2 separate regions of the Mus musculus genome follow, and region 2 is linked to region 1. Evidence: chromatin loops called from intact Hi-C (ENCODE). Cell type or tissue: left cerebral cortex. All regions are shown on one strand.

Region 1 (4,000 bases):
CTGAAGCTCCTTTCTCGGTGATAACTCCAGCTGTGTCAAGTTGACACAAAACTAGCCAGTACAGGTGGCCTAAAGGTTCTCCCTAAACAGAACCCAACCAGATGTGCCCTGTATAGCTAGCCTTCTAAAATGTGTCCCTCCCTTTCCTGGCTTCTCCTGTCTCTCAGGTCATCCTTAAATGGCATTTTTGCCCTCAGTGTTTCCCCAGCTCCTTTAACTATTCTCTCACAGGTGTCTCCGACAAACCCCACTTGATCCATCTGGATGCCTGGTTCTTGGAAGACCCATACCTAATGATGAATAGGTTGCTTAAGGCCCTATCCCGAAAAAGAAAGTCAAGAAAACTATAAGAGACACATCTACAAACCTCCAACTAGGGGATTTACTCTTTCACTGAAAGCTGGGGTGTGCCTGTCTTCTCTGGTCAATCTTGACTCTCCAGGAGCATGTTAAATGCACTCTGACATGGTGCCGCCACCGTGAACAATAAATGACGAACCTGACACCCAAGGTGTGTAGACAGCACTGGTCACTGTGTTGCCACTCACCTGGTCTCGCTGCTTGATTCGTTTGTAAATGTATTCGGCAAAGGGTTGGCGGGGAATAAACTTCCCATGTCCTGCTGTGACGTTGAAAACACCTGCTTCATACACCACTCTGCCTCTTGAAATAGTCACCAGGGGCACCCCGTGACAAACCATGCCCTCGAAGATGTTGAAGTTAACGGCCTGATGATGAGTTTTGGCTGAGATCCTCCTGTGTTTGTAAAACCAGAACAGTTCCAGGTCATCACTGGTGAATACAGAACGCTACAGAACTGACTTGGAAGAAAACTTGAACTCCAAGTCCAGAACTTGGTACCAGGAGGCTTCCAGAACTAAACAGACCACTGCCATTTTACTGCAAAGTTATCATATTCTTGAAGAGGAAAACCCAAGAGACTGCTCTTTACAGTGACAAACAGATAGACTGAGGTAGGGCAATGTCTGCCGTATTGATTTTTTAAAAGCATTTCAAAGAGCAGCCTCCCTATCCCTACCTTTTAGTTAAAGACATTCGAAGCACAGATGAGCACGCTGGCTCAGTTCTACAGAGCGTTGACTTTGACAGATGCAGCTGGGGCTCTCTCAGTACCCGTCCCAAATCCATTCTCACTCCTGCCTTCCGGGGAAACTACTACTTGACAGTTATTAAATTGAATTTGGTAGTTATCAAGAAAAGAAATACGTTACGAAAGATTTCCCCTGGTCAATGACAAATGAGAAATTTAAGAACAGTGGGAATAGATATGTTAAAATAACACTTAGCATTTTGTATCACATGTTTGCACATTCATTATCAACCCCACTGACTTAGTTTAATTTTACTTTTTACAATGAAAGATAAAACTATGTATTTGCCCTGGGCAATTTGTTATTTTGATGTAAACAGTATGGAAGGACTAAATGGCCAGTTAGCTGATACATTACCTCACAGAGTGTTTCTTTGCAAAGAATACTTTATATACACTGTGTGAGTGCTTCTCTATTGTAAAGACCCAGCAGTGAACCTGTTGGGTCGTATGGTCTTTGCAAGCTACAACAAAGGCTCTTATAGGTAAGGGATTGTGGGAAAAATCCCTGCTGAGGAAGAAGAAATACAAATATAGCCAGAACTTCGCATACTGAGGAGGGGAGGGCTGGCTCAAGTGTCTAGTTACTAAATAGGAAAATGAAGACATTGGCTACAGACTGAGTTACGATGAAATGTGTGTTTGTGAGAAAAGATTAAAAAGAAAGAAAAAGCCAACAAGGAGTCAACATAGAGGAAGGCCAGACTTTCAGGTTAAAATGATATCTGTGGCCCTCACAGTGTGTCAAAGCCTGGGTGCCACCATCCCACAGCTCATGGCTACCATTCTGTGTTCTCCCTGTAGCATGCTGCATGAATGTTCTTAGACTGGAGCTGTCTAGTGCTCTAGGACTCCTGATGACCCCTGCTTCTGGTGCACCTGTCAGACCAAGGCTTCTTGAAGCCTAGGAATGAAGGCTAGAAGAAAAAAAAAAAAGGTTCCAAGCTTTTCCCAGTTGATAGAATCTAGCAAAATCGAGCTTAAAACCAAGTCTTTTTTTTTTTTTAAGCAATTTAAGCAGCAAATCGTTCTCAAGAACAGAGGCGATGAAGACGAGCTATAAATGCATCGTCTAAGAACCCATTTCACTGGAGGACTCAAAGGACAAACAGCTTTTTATAAAGATCACAAGGGAAGCAGACAAGCCCTGGCTTTCGATGGGGCAGATCAAAGGCTTATAATTGATGGAGGTTTTAGGACCAAGTGCATCTTCTTTTCCTGTGGGATTTTTCTTCTAGGCCTGTCTTCATTGGGACTAAAATCATCCTACAATGTTACAAGTTGGGATCTGATTCACTTGGTGTCTTCAAAGATGTTTAAGGTGGGCATTTTTGTCAAGACTGAACTCTGTTAGGTTTGTATTGCAAAATAAGCCAAGTTCAACAATAAAAAAGTTTTTGAGCGGATGCTTTGGTGAGGTGGTTTTAGGCAAAATGGTTAAAAATACTTGCTGATGACCTGAAAGACATGGACACCCCATCTCTAAGCCAGAAGCCATCTCTTACTGACAACCTCTTGCAAATGAAAGTTTGGTTTTCTCTAAGGGAATCTCACTGAGGAAACAAACTGCTCTCAATGGTAGGCCATGTGCCCAGCCATAGATGGCCACCAGAGTTAACACACAGACATCTTTGGAGGTGATTTTCATCTTACAATGTCATGTCTGGGGTTTTTTCTTTTCAAATTTTATCTTTTTTTATTTATATATGTTTCTTCTCTCTTTTTACCCTGCAGGTTCTTTGTCTATGTACCCAGCCCTTCAGTTTAGTGGCTTTATGGGATTTCTGAATGTGGGAACTAGCCAGTCTTTACATCTGTGTTTATTCCTTATGCCTTTTCTTGGCTTTCCCCTTCTGTTCGTTTATTTTGTCCTATTCTGACATATTTGTTTTTGTTTTATCATAGTATAGTATAGTCCCCTAGAAGCCGGTTTCTTTTCTAATGAGAGACAGAAAGGGGTGGTCTCAGGTGGGAGGAGATGTGGGGAGGAACGGGGAGAAGTAGAGGGAAGGGAAATCATGATCAGGGTATATTGATAAAAAAGTCTACTTTCAGTAACAAGGAAAAATTAATGCTTATGAAATAATAAATTAATTCAAAAAGAAAAGAGGCCATGGATTTGAGGGAGAGTGGGGAGATGTTTGTGGAAGGGTTTAGAGGGGAGAGATGTGGTCAAATTATGATCTCAAAAAATTTAAATCCATACTGAAATGGCGTTGTGAAGTGAAGGAATGGGAGAGAAACAAAAGTCTCTGGAACCAAGGAACGCACGCTAACAGGGGAGTGTGTTCTATGCACGGCGACCGCCACTACAGTCAGTCTACACTACTGAGAAGCTGAAGCAAACGAGTTCCCTCTGATTCTTCAATAGAATACGTAGCATTGTGCATGATGAGAAGTAAGAATATTCCAGAGAAGCAAAAGCGTCTTATATTAGACAGGAAGACAACAGGCCATTAACACCTCTAGAAATGAAATGCGTGCACGTGTGGGCAATATGAAAGGCAGCTGGGGAAATGGATGTGGAGGACCCTGTTTGTGCACTGTTTCTGTGACTTGAGTTGAGATTTTAAGAGGCGGTTGACACGGAAAAACATCAAATCAGATTTCTCTGCTTCATACCAAATAAAGGACGTTACTTTGATTTTTCTCACCCTCAAGCTTAGCAAGAGCAAGAGGAAATTCGATAACATCCAGGAGATGCTTTCTTACAAAGCAGGCACTATATAAATGCAGTCACACTCACACAGGATGTAAATTCTAGGCATTATCACCAGCAGCTAAAAGAATTGCTCCCACTTTCACAAGGAAGGTGTCTGACAGGGTGTCATCCGCACCCAGCGTTTCCCTTCCAGTCAAAGCTGCAATTCTGCTGTTCTCTGGAGCGTC
Region 2 (4,000 bases), 48 kb before region 1:
ATGAATACTTCCAAAATTTTAGGGAGACAGGAAAACTGTTGGCATTGTTGAAGAGTCCAGACAGCACATATGAAATAAATAAAAGAAACATTTTGAGAAGAGAGAATATCGATAATTTAATCAGGAGATTAATTGTAAATGTCACTTCTTAATGTGTAGGTGTGTCTTTGAAATTCTGACAAGCTTGCAAATGCATATGGGTAATAATTTTGAAAATATGACTTGATACCTTGACATTTCTATAGCTTTTCACTCAGTCATATGATCAAAATTGTTATTAGTAATAATATTTAAGGCAACATCCTTCTTAGAGACATTTGAATTTGCCTAGAAATTGTAAATTTTTTTGCTTTTAAATTTTTTTCTTATTAGATATTTTCTTCATTTACATTTCAAATGCTATCCCCAAAGTCCCCTATACCCTCTCCCAGACCTGCTCTCCAACCCACCCACTCCCGCTTCCTGGCCCTGGCGTTCCCCTGTACTAGAGCGTATGATCTTCGCGAGACCAAGGGCCTCTCCTCCCAATGATGGCCGACTAAGCCATTTAACATAAAAACTTTCACAGACTGATTGACTGGCTTTATACAAAGTTTTTGAGACTTGTCTACATCTTTTGAAGAACAATGGTCTTTTCAGCCAGAGAAGTAAACTTCTAAGCTGATAAGTACTATGTGTGCGTTGGAATCACCTAGTAGCTTCAGAGCTATGGGCTCATCCAGAAATCTGACTTTTCAGCTGTGGGTGGGGCCTGAGGGCAAGACCAATCTGCCCTCCCCATGGCTGGGGTGAGCAGGGAGGAAAAAGGGAAGGAAGAGAATGGGGGGGGGTCCTCATTTCTACAACTCATTGTTTTGAAAATATCCTATTATGTTATTTCCTAGGGTTAATGTCTAAGGAAAGTGCTGGAATGAAACCTGTGGCTCCTTTTTCCAGTTTTTACCCTTGATGACATTAAATAACTTCGTCACTTTGTGGAGGAAATGAGAAGATTGATTCAGGGTGATGTGGCCCACCTACCTTCTCATGTCCAGTTCCCCTTTCCCTGACCTATATTAAGCCTACGAGCTTCCAGAAGGGTGTGCTTTGTGCTTGTGGAGGAACCTAAGCGGAACTTGTAAGTAAACTTTCAAATATAATCTTGCTTCTAAAATTGCTTTTAAAAGAATCCAGGAATCCAGGAATCCAGGAATCCAGCCCCAGGACCAGAGAGTACTTTTAAACCTGTCTTCTACCTTAGTCATCTGCTTTTGTGGTGAAGGAATGGGAAGACAGCTTTTCAGGGCTGGTACCTGGCCTCTCAAGCTCAGGGAAGACTGCTGAGGGGTGTCCTGCTGAAGGCCCAGTAGCTCACGTCTACCTGTCTTGGGAAGAGTGGGTCTCTGGCCTGACGTCCTGGCTGTGGTTAGCATGGGAGCTGGTTTGTAGGGTTCACTGAGGCAAAGCGAGCCAGCTTGGCCAACCGAGAGCTTCCCTCCCGGCTTTGCAGCACACAGTGACTGGGTGAATTGTCCTGCACTTGCTACTTTGTTTACCCCGAGGCTTCCATTAATCTCCTTCTGGATGAAGTCCGCCTTCTTGGAGAATGCAGTTGCTGGCTTTCCCAAGGCAAAAATGACTAAACCAGAGTGATGAGGAATTCGTTCCACCTCAGAGGAGGCTGCAGCTCCCGCTCACACTATTTTGGCAGCCTGAGAGAACAGCGTGTTCCCAACCAAAAGATAAAAAGTTTCAAGAGCTTAACAGCAAGCAAGAAAGAGGGGGAATAAAAAAAGATAAGAAAAAGGCGAGCGGTCACCTTTCATTCCTCCTGTGTCCCACTCCCAGGGCCAGCCGAGCTTTGATTCTCTGCCTCAGAAGTGGCTGCCAAGTGCTCATTCCGGGCATTTGTGGCTAGCATTCATCTCTCACCTAGAGACCACTGGGTCAGCAGGGAGCAAGCTGAAGGCCCAGGAGGTGAAATGACCTATCAAAGGCCACACAGCCCATATAGGCAGGTACAAGCTAGAGGGCAGGCATCCTGTCTCCATGCCTGGAACCTTTTCAAAATTTCTCTCTGCCTTTTGCAGGAATTTATTTTCAAATGACTTTTCACATCATGTCAGGTCCCAAAGAAAGCTGGAGGCAGAATTGGTTGGAGGTGCCCTGGAGGAAATGACAGATTATCCCATTGGGGTAATTTCCCTCGGGTGACTGCAGATAAACTGTGCTGGCTGAGTTTAGGCCATTGGATTCTGTGCAGAAGCAGGGTCAGAATGAGCTGGCAGTGTTCTGCCAGCGAGAGAAACAGCAATAGTCCTGGAGGTCATAGCTCCTGACCTTTTTCTCTTGCACCCTCAGTAGAGCAGCAGGCCTACTGTGTGCCTCACTGGGGAGCATTCTAGAGCACTCTCAGGGCAGGCCATTTGCTTGCAAGTTGTTACTGTTTCATGGTCTATGTGTTATAGTATCTTACTGCACCTTGTATCTGAAGCAAGATAGGAAACATACATGGATGTTGAAGTTTGATTTGTGTTCAAAGGATAGTGCTCAGGAATAGGAGTAGTGCGCATGTTCGCGCGCGCGCGCGCGCGCACACACACACACACACACACACACACACCACACACACACACACACACACACACACACACACACACACACACACACACACAGAGTACCAGAGAAAACCCCAGCAGCTGTGTTTTCTAGCTACATAAGCAGAGTAGATGGAAAGGGCTGGTGTTCCCATTTCTATGGCAACAACTCAGCTCTGCATAAAAGCAGGTAACTGTGGGCTCAGGTTAAATACACTGACTGCGCAGCTCTGCAGGGCACTGGGTTTGACTCAGGGTCTTCACCACAGCTCTGTTCTTTTCTGCCCCCCACCCACCCACCCAACTAGGTCTCATGAAAGTCCCCTTAACCCTATGAAAGAAAGACAGGATCCTGGTGGCACTCTGCTGTAAACTTGAGCTAAGGCTTGCCTGCTTGGGGCGTGTTGCAAACTGTAGGCTAGGGATAAAAGCAAGGTAGTGGTGCTTACTCTTGGAAAATTGATGCTGTAAGAGCAAGAAGCAGGCTCTTTATGTTGAAGAGACAAGGCTGTTGAGTCAGGCAATAAGCATTATTGATAATGGAAGCAAAATGAAGAGAAATTATAGGTTAAAGGGATCAAGGAGGCTTTTAGAAGCTGCCAACAGAAATAGCATAGAGGCTGAGGGACTCGGTCCGGTACACAGAAAGCAAGAGAAGCAAAGGGAGCTCAAAGAAATGCCAAGATGCAGAGACTGGAAATCAGCTTACAGCACACTCAAGCTACCCCAAGCAACAAGGTGAAGAGAAGAGATCCCAGGGCATGGCTGGGAGGTGGGCTAAGGCCAGCAGGGGCGGGAACACTGGAGGAAGTCATGACCTTCGAGAAGATCAAGTGCAAACTGGCAACTGAGCTCAAAATCAGTCAGAATGAGCCAATGTTTTATAACAGTTAGACAGCACCCAAGGACAGGTGGCTGGGCATTGAATGCATGTGCCCAGTGTGGAATGCATGTGCCCAGTGTGGCTGTCCAAGGAAGTGCACTCTCTAAGGGAGTTGATGAGGTTAATGAGACCTCACCCAAAGTGACTGATAGGTTATGGCTTACCATCGCTGAAGAGAGAGACAAAACTGATCCAACAGAGAGATGGAGGCTTCATACTTGATTAACGATAACATACTGGAAAAATAAAAAGAAGGAGAGGAGAGACAAAAAGGAGGAGAAACCCTGATTCCCCTCTCCCCGCTCTGCTACCTGAGAACACACAGAGAGGAAGCAACTATCTGTACACTGGAGGAAAGCCCTCACCAGAGCCTCTTCCTGTGAAACCATGAACAGGGTCTTCCAGTTTCCAAAACTCTAAGAAATAACATCCCCTGCTTCTCCCTAAGGCATTTTGTTATGGTGGCCTTGAAAGACTCCAAAAGGAGCCCCTCGCTCAGGCCTCAGGACAATAGCAGACACCCAAGAACTCATGATAGACT

Evidence for each region. Peaks named below come from ENCODE experiments on the same cell type or tissue, not always from the same donor. Only the 100,000 strongest peaks of a DNase experiment are listed, where the experiment ranks them.
Region 2: it touches region 1 in a loop (2.3-fold over the local background); 1 of 42 quality-filtered maps calls a loop at or near these places.

What each region holds. Positions count from the first base shown.
Region 1 is chr15:39,792,679-39,796,678 of GRCm38, forward strand. Dpys (dihydropyrimidinase) reads right to left here. Exons shown (of 10, transcript NM_001164466.1): 8 at 549-756. Among named protein-coding and RNA genes, the nearest start is that of Gm16291, 2.4 kb to the right of the region's middle. In left cerebral cortex, no CTCF peak of the experiment used is centred here; a DNase peak (open chromatin) is centred at 2,221; H3K27ac peaks cover 945 bases.
Region 2 is chr15:39,744,851-39,748,850 of GRCm38, forward strand. Dcstamp (dendrocyte expressed seven transmembrane protein) reads left to right here and starts at 1,080. Exons shown (of 4, transcript NM_029422.4): 1 at 1,080-1,117. In left cerebral cortex, no CTCF peak of the experiment used is centred here; DNase peaks (open chromatin) are centred at 1,669, 2,169 and 2,801; H3K27ac peaks cover 2,030 bases.